2 separate regions of the Homo sapiens genome follow, and region 1 is linked to region 2. Evidence: chromatin contacts called from ENCODE Hi-C or POLR2A ChIA-PET data. All regions are on one chromosome and are shown on one strand. Each heading gives the region's core, a stretch centred on a gene start or an enhancer-like site at or near the end of the contact. The rest is flanking DNA. Distances are from core to core; before and after follow the strand shown.

Region 1 (5,688 bases), core at 2,253-4,752, 110 kb before region 2:
CAGGTTGGTTTCGAACTCCCCACCTCCAGTGATCCGCCCACCTCAGCCTCCCAAAGTACTGGGATTACAGGCGTGAGTCACCTTGCCAGCGAATATTCTATTTTAAAAGTATACAATTTAAGTGCAACAAAACAAGACTGTGGATTCTATGAGGTCTACTAGTTGGCAGCTTCTGATAAAGAAGACAGGAGTCAGAGTAACTATTTGGTCTAGTTCCTCTTCTGGGACTATCTCCTGGCTAGACAGTAAAAACCAGGATGGCAAGGGGGCTGTTTTGTTCAGTGCAATTTCAAGGGCCTATGTAGCACAGTGCTGAGAATATAGTATGTCCTAGATGGATGGATATGTGGATGGATGGGCGAATGTGTGGATGGATGGGTAGATGGGTGGGTAGGTGGGCGGATGGATGGATGGATGGATGGATGGATGGATGGATGGATGGATGGATGGCTGGATGGATGGATGGATGGGTGGATGGATGCATGGATGGATGAATATGTGGATGGATGGGTGGATGGATGGATGGATGGATGGATGGATGGATGGATGGATGGATTCATGGATGGATTCATGGATGGATTCATGGATGGGTAGTTGGGTGGATGAATGGATAATAAATGGTCTTAGCCTCTCTTTTGGTGCTCTGCACTTTTCACCTTGACAGGCTCCACTTTCCCTTGCCAAACAAGACACACAATATCCCCGTGATCCCCTTATCCTCCTTATGCCATCAAAAACCCTTTTCTGGGATGATCAGATGTTAGTCACTTGCACCTTGGCATGAATTACTTTTTAGTATATTACCTTTCCTGTGGGGATTTCCCCAGTTGGGCCCTTAGTAGATGCTCAATAAGTGTTTGCTGAAGGCATGATGTAGCCTTCCAAACGTTAACCCTTTCTGTGGTATGAAGAGTGTGAACTTGCAGACATCTGTAGGAATGAGGGTGACATAGTGCTGTGTCTTTAGAGAGGAGAGGGGTAGAGGGAGTGGGTGTTTGATGCCTTTTTTTTTTTTTTTTTTTGAAGATGGAGTCTCACTCTGTCACCCAGGCTGGAGTGCAGTGGCTTGATCTTGGCTCACTGCAACCTCCGCCTCCTGGGTTCATGCATTTTTCCTGCCTCAGCCTCCCGAGTAGCTGGGATTACAGGCGCATGCCACCATGCCCGGCTAATTTTTGTATTTTTGGTAGACACGGGGTTTCACCATGTTGGCCAGGCTGGTCTTGAACTCCTGACCTCAGGTGATCCACCCGCCTCGGCCTCCCAAAGTGCTGGGATTACAGGCATAAGCCACCGTGCCCGGCCCTGATGACTTTATTTACCCTAAAGGCCTATGCTGGAGAGGAAGGGAGTTCCCAGGGATTAGACAGGGAAGGTCTCCATCATGCTCGACACCAAGCAAGGTTTCATTTAGAGCAAGGCAGATGCTGCCATCTACCTCCTCTTGGAGAGAGAAAATGACCTGTCATGTTCTTAGGGACATACCCAGCTGACCTCGACCCTCCACCCATCATGCTGATGCACAGGAGGGAAAGAGATGAACATTAGTTAAACACCTGCCATGTGTCAGGGGTATCATTCATGGGGTCCTTACAGCAGATATAGTAATGTCCTTATTTTTACAGTTAAGGAAACCAAGGTTCAGGAAGGTTGACACTGGCCTGAGGCAGCACTGGAAATAAATAGCTGAAAGGGACCTGGGCTTGTCTCCAAGGCTAGTGGTGCTCACGCACTTCCTTACCTGGGGAGATCAAATTCTACCCTTGCAGCCCATCGGGGAGCAGCTCATTTGCTAGCACATTCTTGGCAGGTTACAGAGGCCCTTAAATCTGTGTCTTCATATAATCCTGTTGACAACATGTGAGTAGATCTTCTTATCCCCATCTACGGAAGAGGAAGCAGAGGCTGGTCCAAAATCAGGCAGCAGGTGCCAGAGCTGCCAACTCAAACCCAGGTCTTCTGCTCTGTGCCTGTTGTACATTAAAGGACACACCCAGGAACATTCATTTCTCTCCTGGGTGCCCCCAGGACGTACCTACTTCCTTTGCCCTTGCCCGTGTCCTTTTGGCAGACACACACATCCAGATCCTGCTGCACTCATCTTTGCAGCCCTGGCAAAGACTAGGTACCAAACATTGGATGGATGGGTGGACGGTGACCTCAGGAAGGTGACCCCTGACCTTCAGACTGAGTTGGCTGCTTTTTCTGTGGGCTGAGGGGGATATTTGTGTGAATGCTCTGTGTGGTCATTTTCTATTTTTGTGTCTGTCCCTCCCATTAGGTAGTAAGCCCCCTGAGACCAAGAGCTAGCTATGTTGTCTTTGCGCTTGTTTCCTTAAAGCCTGCAGACTCTGGCACATAGTAGGTGGTCTATCTGTGTATGTTCAGCGTCTTTGAAAGAAGCCTTTTCTACCAACTGAAGTCCAATTTCCCCTGCACCCCACATCTTATCCTCAATCACATTGGTTGTGCATTTTATTCATAGTACTTTTCTTTTTATCTATTTATTTTATTATTATTATTATTATTATTATTATTATTATTATTATTTTGAGACAGAGTCTTGCTCTGTTGCCAGACTGGAGTGCAGTGGCGAGATCTTGGCTCACTGCAACCTCCACCACCCGGTTTCAAGCAATTCTCCTGCCTCAGCCTCCCAAGTAGCTGGGATTACAGGCATGCACCACCATGCCTGGCTAATTTTTGTATTTTTAGTAGAGATGGCGTTTCACCATGTTGGCCAGGATGGTCTTGATCTCTTGACCTCGTGAACCGCCCACCTCGGCCTCCCAAAGTGTTGGGATTACAGGCATGAGCCACTGTTCCCGGCCTCAGTGTCTTTCAAAGAAGCCTTTTCTACCAACTGAAGTCCAATCTCCCCTGCACCCCACATCTTATCCTCAATTCCATTGGTCGTGCATTTTATTCGTAGTACTCATTCTTTTTATCTGTTTATTTATTTATTTTTTGTCTTTTCAATAAGCATGTAAGCTCTCCAAGAACAAGGACTACATCTGCCACTGTATCTGCTGTATCTACTCCTATGCCTGGTGTGGTGCCTAGTCCACATAAGGCTCAATAAATAGTGATTGAATGAGGGAGTGAATAAGTGATGTGAATTGTGATCAGATCCTGCCCACAAAAATCTCCTTCTCTATTGTTCTCAGAGGCAAAAGGTGGGGATCATTTGTCACATCCTGTGGCTCGGGGCCCTGTTATGTCTCAGTTTTTTGCCTCCGCAGATCCCCATACAGGCATAGGGAGTCTCATCACTCTTAGTGCATTCCTTCCCTTCCTAGTTCATTGGACCTTGCTAATTGCATGGAGGACTGAGAGGCTGCACCATTGTTTGCGGTTGAGGGGGCGGTTCCTCCCTCTGGCAATGGGAAGGTGCCAGGAGGGTGAGCTGTTCTCAGGAGAAAACAATGGAGCTAGAATCAGATCTTGGGTCCCTTTGCGTTCCAAGGTCTTTCTTCTGCCACATCTCTGCCCATCCAGCCTGCCACGTGACTCTCTTGCTAACTGGCAAAGTCTCTGAGTGTTTTGCCTTCATTTTCTGCACAGCCCATTGGTTGTCTTCCCTGCTTCTGCCTGGGCCACAAATCAGCAACTGACATGTTGCATCAGAAACATGAAAATCTCTTTCTCTATTTCCACTCCACCCCCAGTGGGGGTGGCCTGCGGAGAGACAGCTGTCCCTGGGACAGGACATTCCTGACCTCTCCTTCCTTGGAAGGACATCACCAAGCCCTGGCTGCGTTAACTCTACATACAGGATCGATTTATTGGAAAACAGTCCTGTTTGAACACAGATCCTGTTTGTATGAATTCCCCTTCTTCTGCCCCTGCTGCAGCCACAAAAGAGCCCCATACCCATTCCTCATCAGTCTCTCTCATACACACTTCCCACCTCCCTCAACTAGGGATTTCCCACCCCAGGCAGCACCAGTTTTATAATATTCTTCTTCCTGGGGCCTCAGATGTGGCAGTAAAATATGAGACCACCCACGGAGAGAGAATCTTCGTGGAATCCAGAGCTCCCCCAGGCCAAGGACTTGATTGATTGGCTGAGGTATTCAGGGAGCTTATTATGAGATTGAACATATTAGGGTGGGAAGAGGAGGCAGCCATGAGAGACAGAGCCCTTAGGCACAGCGGGTCCATCCATTTTGCCTGAGGTCAAACAGCCAGTCAATTACAGAGGCAGCAACCCCAGCCCCCAAAGGCATCTAGAATTCCAGACCATCCCTACCCTTCCCTCTGCCAGACAGAACCGTTCAGAGGCGGCTGAAGCCTGAATGAGCCCCCGGCAAGGAGGCAGCAGTCTGTGTGGCCCATCAGGAGACAGACTTCTGACTTGCAGCCAGGCGGGGGGATGGACTCCCTGACCCTCAGCTTCAGCCCCAGTCCGTCTGCCAGGCCCTGCAGTAAACATTCCAGAGATGGGCAAAACAAATGTTTCTCCTGGGAAGGTGAGGTCTCATCAAGACCACAGCTGCTTGGGTGGTATTGGTGTAGTGCAAAGTGCTTCAGGTTCCAGGTTAGAATCAAGTCGAGGAATGCCAGTTGCGAAGGTTGGCCTCGTACACACCCCCACATCGCAGTGGCTGTAGACCTGTGACTGTATTACAATGGTGTGCCAGTAGATGGCAGTCAAGTGTCTCCAGGAAAGGCCGGCCTACAGACAGTATTTCCTTACCCGGTCAGCGAACATTTGTTAAGCCTGTTGTCCTGTGCCCTAGCTCATTGTGCTGGATACTGGAGACACAGTGAGCATGGAGACTCAGTTTCTGGTTTCCAGGAGCTCACAGACTATATGTTTGGGGGCAGAGGGCAGCTAAGTGATGTGTAATGACAACGTGAAGTGGTAAGGGCTGGAATGGTTGTAAGTGCAGCGTGCTGTAGGAACCAAGGGAGGACGCTCAGCCCAGCTAGGGAAGGGGGTGCTGTCAAGGAAAACTCAGCAGAGTAGATATCACTCATAGGATCTTGAAACATGAGAAAGAGACAATCAAGGAAGTGCCAAGCAGAGGTGAAGGCCTGTGCAGAGGTTCAGAGGCAGGACAGCACAGGAGTATTTAGAGAAGCACAGGAATTTGGATGCAACCATGAAATAGACAGCAAACTGGAGGGGAAGCAGACCCCCAGTCAGCAGGGTCCAGATCATGAAGGACGCCAGGGCTCTGGACTGGATCCAAAAAGTCTGAAAGACCACTTAGGGTCTCCAGGAAAGGTACCCAAATTCTTCCCTCTAGAGTTTGGGTACCCAGATCACTCGTGTGACTTTGAGCAGAGACTTCTCCATCTGGAACACGTTGGGAGCAATCCCTGCCCTACCACCCCTCAGGGTTGGCATGAGGGTCAAATAGGAGGAAGGATGTGAAGGGTCTGGCTGTCCTTATAGGCCAAGGCCACCTCTTTTCCCCATCACCAGCCATCACTCCTTGCACCTGTGAGACAGATCAAAGCAAGGTGAGTCATAATTCTGCTTTGGAACCCCCAAGAGGGTAAGATTGTTTTGTTTATTTGTGGGTCCCCAGCACACAGCACCCACTAGGCACAGGGTAAGCACTCGATAGCTCTTTGCTCTTGTGGATTCTGTTTCAGGCCATGGACTACATACTTTGCAGCTTACTGTGTGCCAGGAACTATTCTCAGTGCTTTGTATGCCTTGTTTCATTTAATCCT
Region 2 (5,703 bases), core at 1,045-3,544:
TTTTTTAAAAAAGAGAACCTAACAGGAGTTCTCAGCCTTGGCTGCACATTCCAATTACTTAGAAAGCTTCTAAAAATCTCCAAACCCAGGTGGGCACTTCAGGTCAATTCTATCAGAATATCTAGGGGCAGAGAAGAGGAGGAAGAACTAGTTTTGAGAGCTCCTTGGGTGATTCCAATGTACAGCCAAGATTGGCGAGCCACTAAACTAGAATGAGGAGGGTTGATCTGACAGCTGCCAAACCAGTAAACACACACAGCCCCAGACACAGTGGGTAAAACCCAGAGGGCTTTCTAGAAAGCTGCTCCTACCCTCTGCTTCTTTTGATGGGCATCCGACTGAGCTGGAAGCCATCAAGATCCTGTCTTAAGAGGTTCCCAGTTTCCTGTCCACAGTGGAGGGTGCAGCTGGAAGCATTTATGCTGGAAGCCCTTACTGGGTTATGGTCCTAAAAATTACTGCCATATGTCTCCAGCAGGGAGGGCAGGGTCCACATTTGTTCCCTGCACCCTCTGCAGCCTCTTTATGTAGCTGCTCAATACTCACCCATGGGGGCCCCCTAAATAGCTCCCTTTAGTTTCATAATTTTATTGAGCTTCTAGATTCCTTGCAATTGGCCAGACCCTGGAAATTCAGATATAAATTCAACATCACCACTCGCTGGTGGAGTTCACAGCCTGGAGGGGGAAATGGGAAGTAAATCAACTGCTAGGATGTGACACAGTCAGGGCCTGGTGGAGAATAGTTCAGAGAAGCAAGGGCTTAGAGGAGCTGGTTGGGGGGCGGGGGGACTTCAGAAGCCTTCTGAGGAGAAGTGGTAATAGCGCTGAGGCTTTTTTATTGTTTTCTTTTTAAATATTCATATACATATTGCAAAGTTCGGAATAATCTTACACATAGATAGTTGAACACACTACTTTGACAAATATTAACATTTTGCCATGTTTGCTTCAGATCCTAAAAAAAAAAAAAATTCTGAACTATTTTAAGGCTAGAAAAAGTACAGAGAATAATTTAGCAAACACTCATAAACTAAGGTGGTTAAGACACCCGCTCTGGAGCCAGGCTACTTGCATCTGCCGTGTGACATTGGAGAGGCTGCTTGTCCTCTCTGTGCCTCTGTCTCGTTTAAACACACACTTCAAAGGGCAACTGTCAGGATCAATTAAGGTAATACTCTGAAAAATACAAGTTCCCAGCACTCTTAAATGCTAACTGTTGTTTCCCTTATGTTCACAACTGAGTTTGTCAAATCTTAACATTTAGCCGAATTTGTTTTAGATTTTTTTTAATGAAAAGAAATATAATACCATAGGTACTTTTAAGGACTCCTGTCTACACCCTTCCCTGCACTGATGACAGACAAAATGTTAGCCAGGCGGTCAGAGTGGGAAAGTCCATGTTAGAACATAGGGACAGGGAAGGCCCTGGCTTCTGAGGAAACCCTCTGATGTGGTCAGAAAGGAAGATGACCTGACCGATGGGCAGGGGAGGAGGCTGGAGAGGCAGCCGCAGCTTGTCAGGGAAGACCATCAGGCGTTTCACCTGACAGCCCAGGTCCCGTCACAGACAGACGTCACATCCTGCCCTCCCCTGTCTCCCAGGAAACCCTCGAGGTTCCTTTTTTTTTTTTTTTGAGACAGAGTCTCGCTCTGTCGCCAGGCTGGAGTGCAGTGGCATGATCTCGGCTCACTGCAGCCTCTGCCTCTTAGGTTCAAGTGATTCCCCTGCCTCAGTCTCCGAATAGCTGGGACTACAGGCACATGCCACCATGCCCAGCTAATTTTTGTATTTTTAGTAGAGACGGGGTTTCACCATATTGGCCAGGCTGGTCTCGAACTCCTGACCTCAGGTGATCTGCCCTACTCGGCCTCCCAAAATGCTGGGATTACAGGCGTGAGCCACTGTGCCCGGCCTCAAGGTTCCTTTTTCACATCTTTCCTTTAAAAAAAAACAACTATCAAACAATGGATAAAATAAAGAAAGCTCACCCACTCTTGCCCCTCAACCTGGAAAATTCCATCCTGTGTCAGCTAGCTTTGAGGGAAGATGGAGAACCTAGGGAACCAGCGAGAAGTGGCTGGGCCACCTGAGATCAGCGCCACCTGGGTGCTCTGGGGGCGGAGATGGGTGATTTAGGGCTGTGGCCCAGGCAGGAGCGTTTAGCATCTTTTGGGCCCAGCTTCTCAGTCTTGCACTGAGGAAGCAGCTTGGGAGGGGGTGCCCTACCAGGCAGATATTTCCTGCTGAGCGAGCTGATAAGTGAGCCCTCTGACTAGTTCAATAGTTAACCCGACAGAGCACAGATGTGGCCTGTCAGACAGAGATATGTGTGGGGAAGGCCTTGGGTATAAGTACATATTAGCGCCTGGCCTGGGTTTGAAATGTGCTCTCCCATCACCCCTCGGCAGTACCATCATTTTTCATCTCAAAATGGGCTTTCCCCTTCCCCCACTCCTCTCTCCTCCACTCCACTGCCCCAGCATCCGTTCCAGCCGCTGCCGAGGAACAGCTGCTCTGAGGCCCATCTCTCATCAGCTGCCTTATCTCTCCGATGAATAATGTTCCCCTTCCCCGAGCAGCAGCCTGGCAGGAGGCCCGCCCCAGCGCTGAGCAGGCTGCTGACAGCGCTGGAGCTCAGGCAGCTGTCGGAGAGCAGGGCTGCCCCAGGCCACCACGTGGGTGAGGGCTAACCCCTCTGCCTCCCGGCGACATGCCACTTGAGGCCCCATTGCCCTGGCGAGCTGCAGCTCACAAACTCAGCCTTTCCAAGCACATCTCAGCAGCCCCTGGGTGCAATTGCCATGCTGGGTGCTGGGGAAACAGGCATTTCAGACATGGGCCCTGTCCTTCAGTGGCGAGGGCTGTTTACGAGACGCGCAACTTGTACCTAACAGTTCAGACCTCTGTATTTAGTAGTTCTTAGGAACATATTAACTACTCCAGGTTTCAGTTATCCTCATCTGCAAAATGGGCTAGTAATAGTGGAGTGTAAATGCTGGTCAGTTCTCTGCTCACATCCTCTTTGCCAGCCAGTGCCCCCAGCGGCTCCAGGTGTCATGGTAATGCTGTACCCGTGGCCTTCTCCATTTCTTGGGCTGATGGTAACTGCATCCCTGAGACGGCTGAGAGGGTAAACCCTCTCCACCACCACCCACCAGGGGGTCAGTGACTGATTGCTCTTGGGGATACAGAAGCCCAGCGCTCTTTCCTCAAAGTGGGACAACTCCATGGCACTGTTTTTGCCCCAGAGCCCCCCTGTAGACCAGGCCAAGGCCAGAGCTTCTCTAAGACAATATCCCTCCTTGGCTTCTTCCCCTTCCTTGAGCTACCACCGTCACCCCTCACAGTTTTCCTGAAGAGGACTCCCTCCATGAGTCACTGGCTTGCAAATCCCTACTTTAGCCTCCACTTCTAGGGAACCCAGCCCAAGAGAAGTAGCTACTTTACAGGGGTTTGGGGTGAGGATGCTATGAGATCATGTTGAAATGCCTTTTGCAAGCATCTGGCACTCAGCAAGTACCCAATAATGAGTAATCGTGATTCTTACAAACCAGTAACACCTGACAGAATGTAACAGGGGAGCTCAGATGCACAGCTACAGTGGGAGGTGGGAGTCAAAAACCTTGGCTTCAAGTTCTGGCATGGGAGACAATCATCCCAGGAAGGTCCCCCAGGGGTCACATAGCCCAACTCTCCTTTGACCAATCGGGAACCTGAAGCTGAGAGAGGAGAAGCAACAATCTCAAAGACACAAGAGCAGAGCTGGGACTAGAAGATGTCTTGATTTTTCCCACCACTCCTCATTATTTTAACCACTTTCTGATCCTCTGTTTTCAGTTATTTTTTTAAAAGGGTTGTTGACTTTATATGGACCAGGACTCTGAGAAGAGAAGCCATTTCCATGTGGATCCCTTGAGTACCTACTATGTGCTTAACACCGGCTAGGTACTCAGGGAAGGGGTCACAAAAGTATATTCCTATCCTTACTGCTGTGGTCTGAATGCCTGTGTTCCTCAGAGTTCAAATGTTGAAATCCTAACCTTCAATGTGATGGTATTAGGAGATGAAGTCTTTGGGAAGTGATTAGCCATGAGGGCAGAGTTTTCATGGATGGGATTAATGCCCTTATAAGTAAGAGGCCCCGAGAGAGCTCCCTTCCCCCTTCGACTATGTGAGGACGCAATGAGAATGTGCCATCTACAAACCAGAAAGCAGGTCCCCCACCTCCCCAGCATCACATCAGCTGATGCCTTGGTCCTGGACTTCTTAGCCTCCAGAAATGTGAGAAATAAATTTTTGTTGTTTTTAAGCCACTCAGTTTATGGCATTTTGCTGTAGCAACTCCAAGTCTGTCTCTCCAGGATCTATAAATGTGCCTGGCACATATTAGTGCTCAATACATTTTTGTTAAATAAATGGAATAATTAATTAATCAGTCCGTGTCTTGGCAGATCCATGAAACTTTACCTCCCTGGGTAGAAAATCTGTTTAAGGGTATGTGATGCTCAGGCAGATCTTAAAGAGACTGCAGCTGCAGAGTTTCTAGACACTTAGAGATTGCAGAACACTTTACTGTTTTCAAAGACTGTTTTCAAAGTGTGTGTGTGTGTGTATGTGTGTGTCTGTGTGTGTGTTGGTTACCTTTATTTTTTTTAACCAGTCAGTATAGTGATTTTCAAAAATTTTTTAAGTGCATTGTCAACATTTAAGTAATTGAGAATTTCACATAAATACCCAGATTTAGGTATCTTTTGAAAAGTCACAAGGGCCATGCAGGACCCTCATTCCCACATGGCCATAATGGCTTAGACCTTAGACTGGGCCCCATTTGCTTATTCCTCACTCCTGGTTTCTCCCTCCTCATCCTCCACAGAGGCTTCCATTAGCTGCCCTTTGTCTTAGTGGTTGTGCCCTCCTACAGAAAAGTGAAATATACTTCATACTATTGAGTGACAAAATGAAAGATATGTGAAAGGACATGCCTGCTTCCAAAAAAGGTTGAAGAGAGCATTGTGGAAATGAAGGATATTCTTATGTGCTTTATATGAAAACAGAGAGTGTGTGTGAGAAGAGAAAACCGAAGAGGCCCACCTCACTCAACCATGGTGGTACCTGCTTGGCCCCCTGGGGTAGTGGCAGGGAAATCACATAACACTCAACACTCAGAAGTATGGACCCTGGACTAGGCTGGGGCTACAGAGAGGAATAAGATGAAGGACTTGTGTTGAGGATTTAGAAGCTGAAGGTCTGTTAAGGTGTCTCAAGCATGAGGCATTGGAGGAGAAAACCAGAGTGGAAATGAGGAGTGGAGAGTGTAGGGACCAATCCTAGACACTTCTGGAGGGAAGACTTAGCAGCTCTGGTGGCTCCATACTTAAGGAATGTCAGGGAGAAGAACTGCACATGACTTCAGGGTGACATACGCCCAGTTCCTGGGAGCACGACAGACCTTTAACAGAAGTCCTCAGATCCACTTTGGGGGAAGCTGATGACTTGGGGTCCAGTCACATTGAGTTGGAGGTGATGATGAGAGGTTCAGGGTGGTGGAAGGTTCTGGTTGCACGGTGATTGTGCACACGGACTTCGAAGCCCAAAGACCTGCACTCCAGTCCCAGGTGGACACCTTCTTGGCTGTGCTTCATCTCTCTATGCCTTTGTTTCTTGAAAAATAAAGCTATTATTATCGTATCTACCTTGTAG

Evidence for each region. Hi-C counts contacts between places; a loop is a spot of excess contacts on that map. ChIA-PET counts read pairs that join two places held with the same protein, here RNA polymerase II (POLR2A). Pooled maps may share reads with other maps.
Region 1: a loop to region 2 is called in a pooled map, with 2.2 times the contacts of the local background. The contact joins two enhancer-like sites. A Hi-C loop is called at or near these places in 4 of 50 pooled maps. POLR2A ChIA-PET finds 5 or more read pairs at or near these places in 3 of 52 experiments (Caco-2, OCI-LY7 and activated CD4-positive, alpha-beta T cell).

The regions. Positions count from the first base shown.
Region 1 is chr22:32,985,170-32,990,857 of GRCh38, reverse strand. All of the region lies in intron 2 of SYN3 (synapsin III), which reads left to right. Among named protein-coding and RNA genes, the nearest start is that of SYN3, 70 kb to the left of the region's middle. RefSeq lists an enhancer at 3,003-3,904 and a silencer at 4,480-4,774. Within about 2 kb of position 3,502, at least 5 of the 41 ENCODE cell types and tissues checked have a DNase peak (open chromatin) inside an H3K27ac peak, as active enhancers do.
Region 2 is chr22:32,877,987-32,883,689 of GRCh38, reverse strand. The region is part of intron 4 of SYN3 (synapsin III); the gene reads left to right. Among named protein-coding and RNA genes, the nearest start is that of TIMP3, 79 kb to the right of the region's middle. RefSeq lists an enhancer at 1,374-1,668. Within about 2 kb of position 2,294, at least 10 of the 41 ENCODE cell types and tissues checked have a DNase peak (open chromatin) inside an H3K27ac peak, as active enhancers do.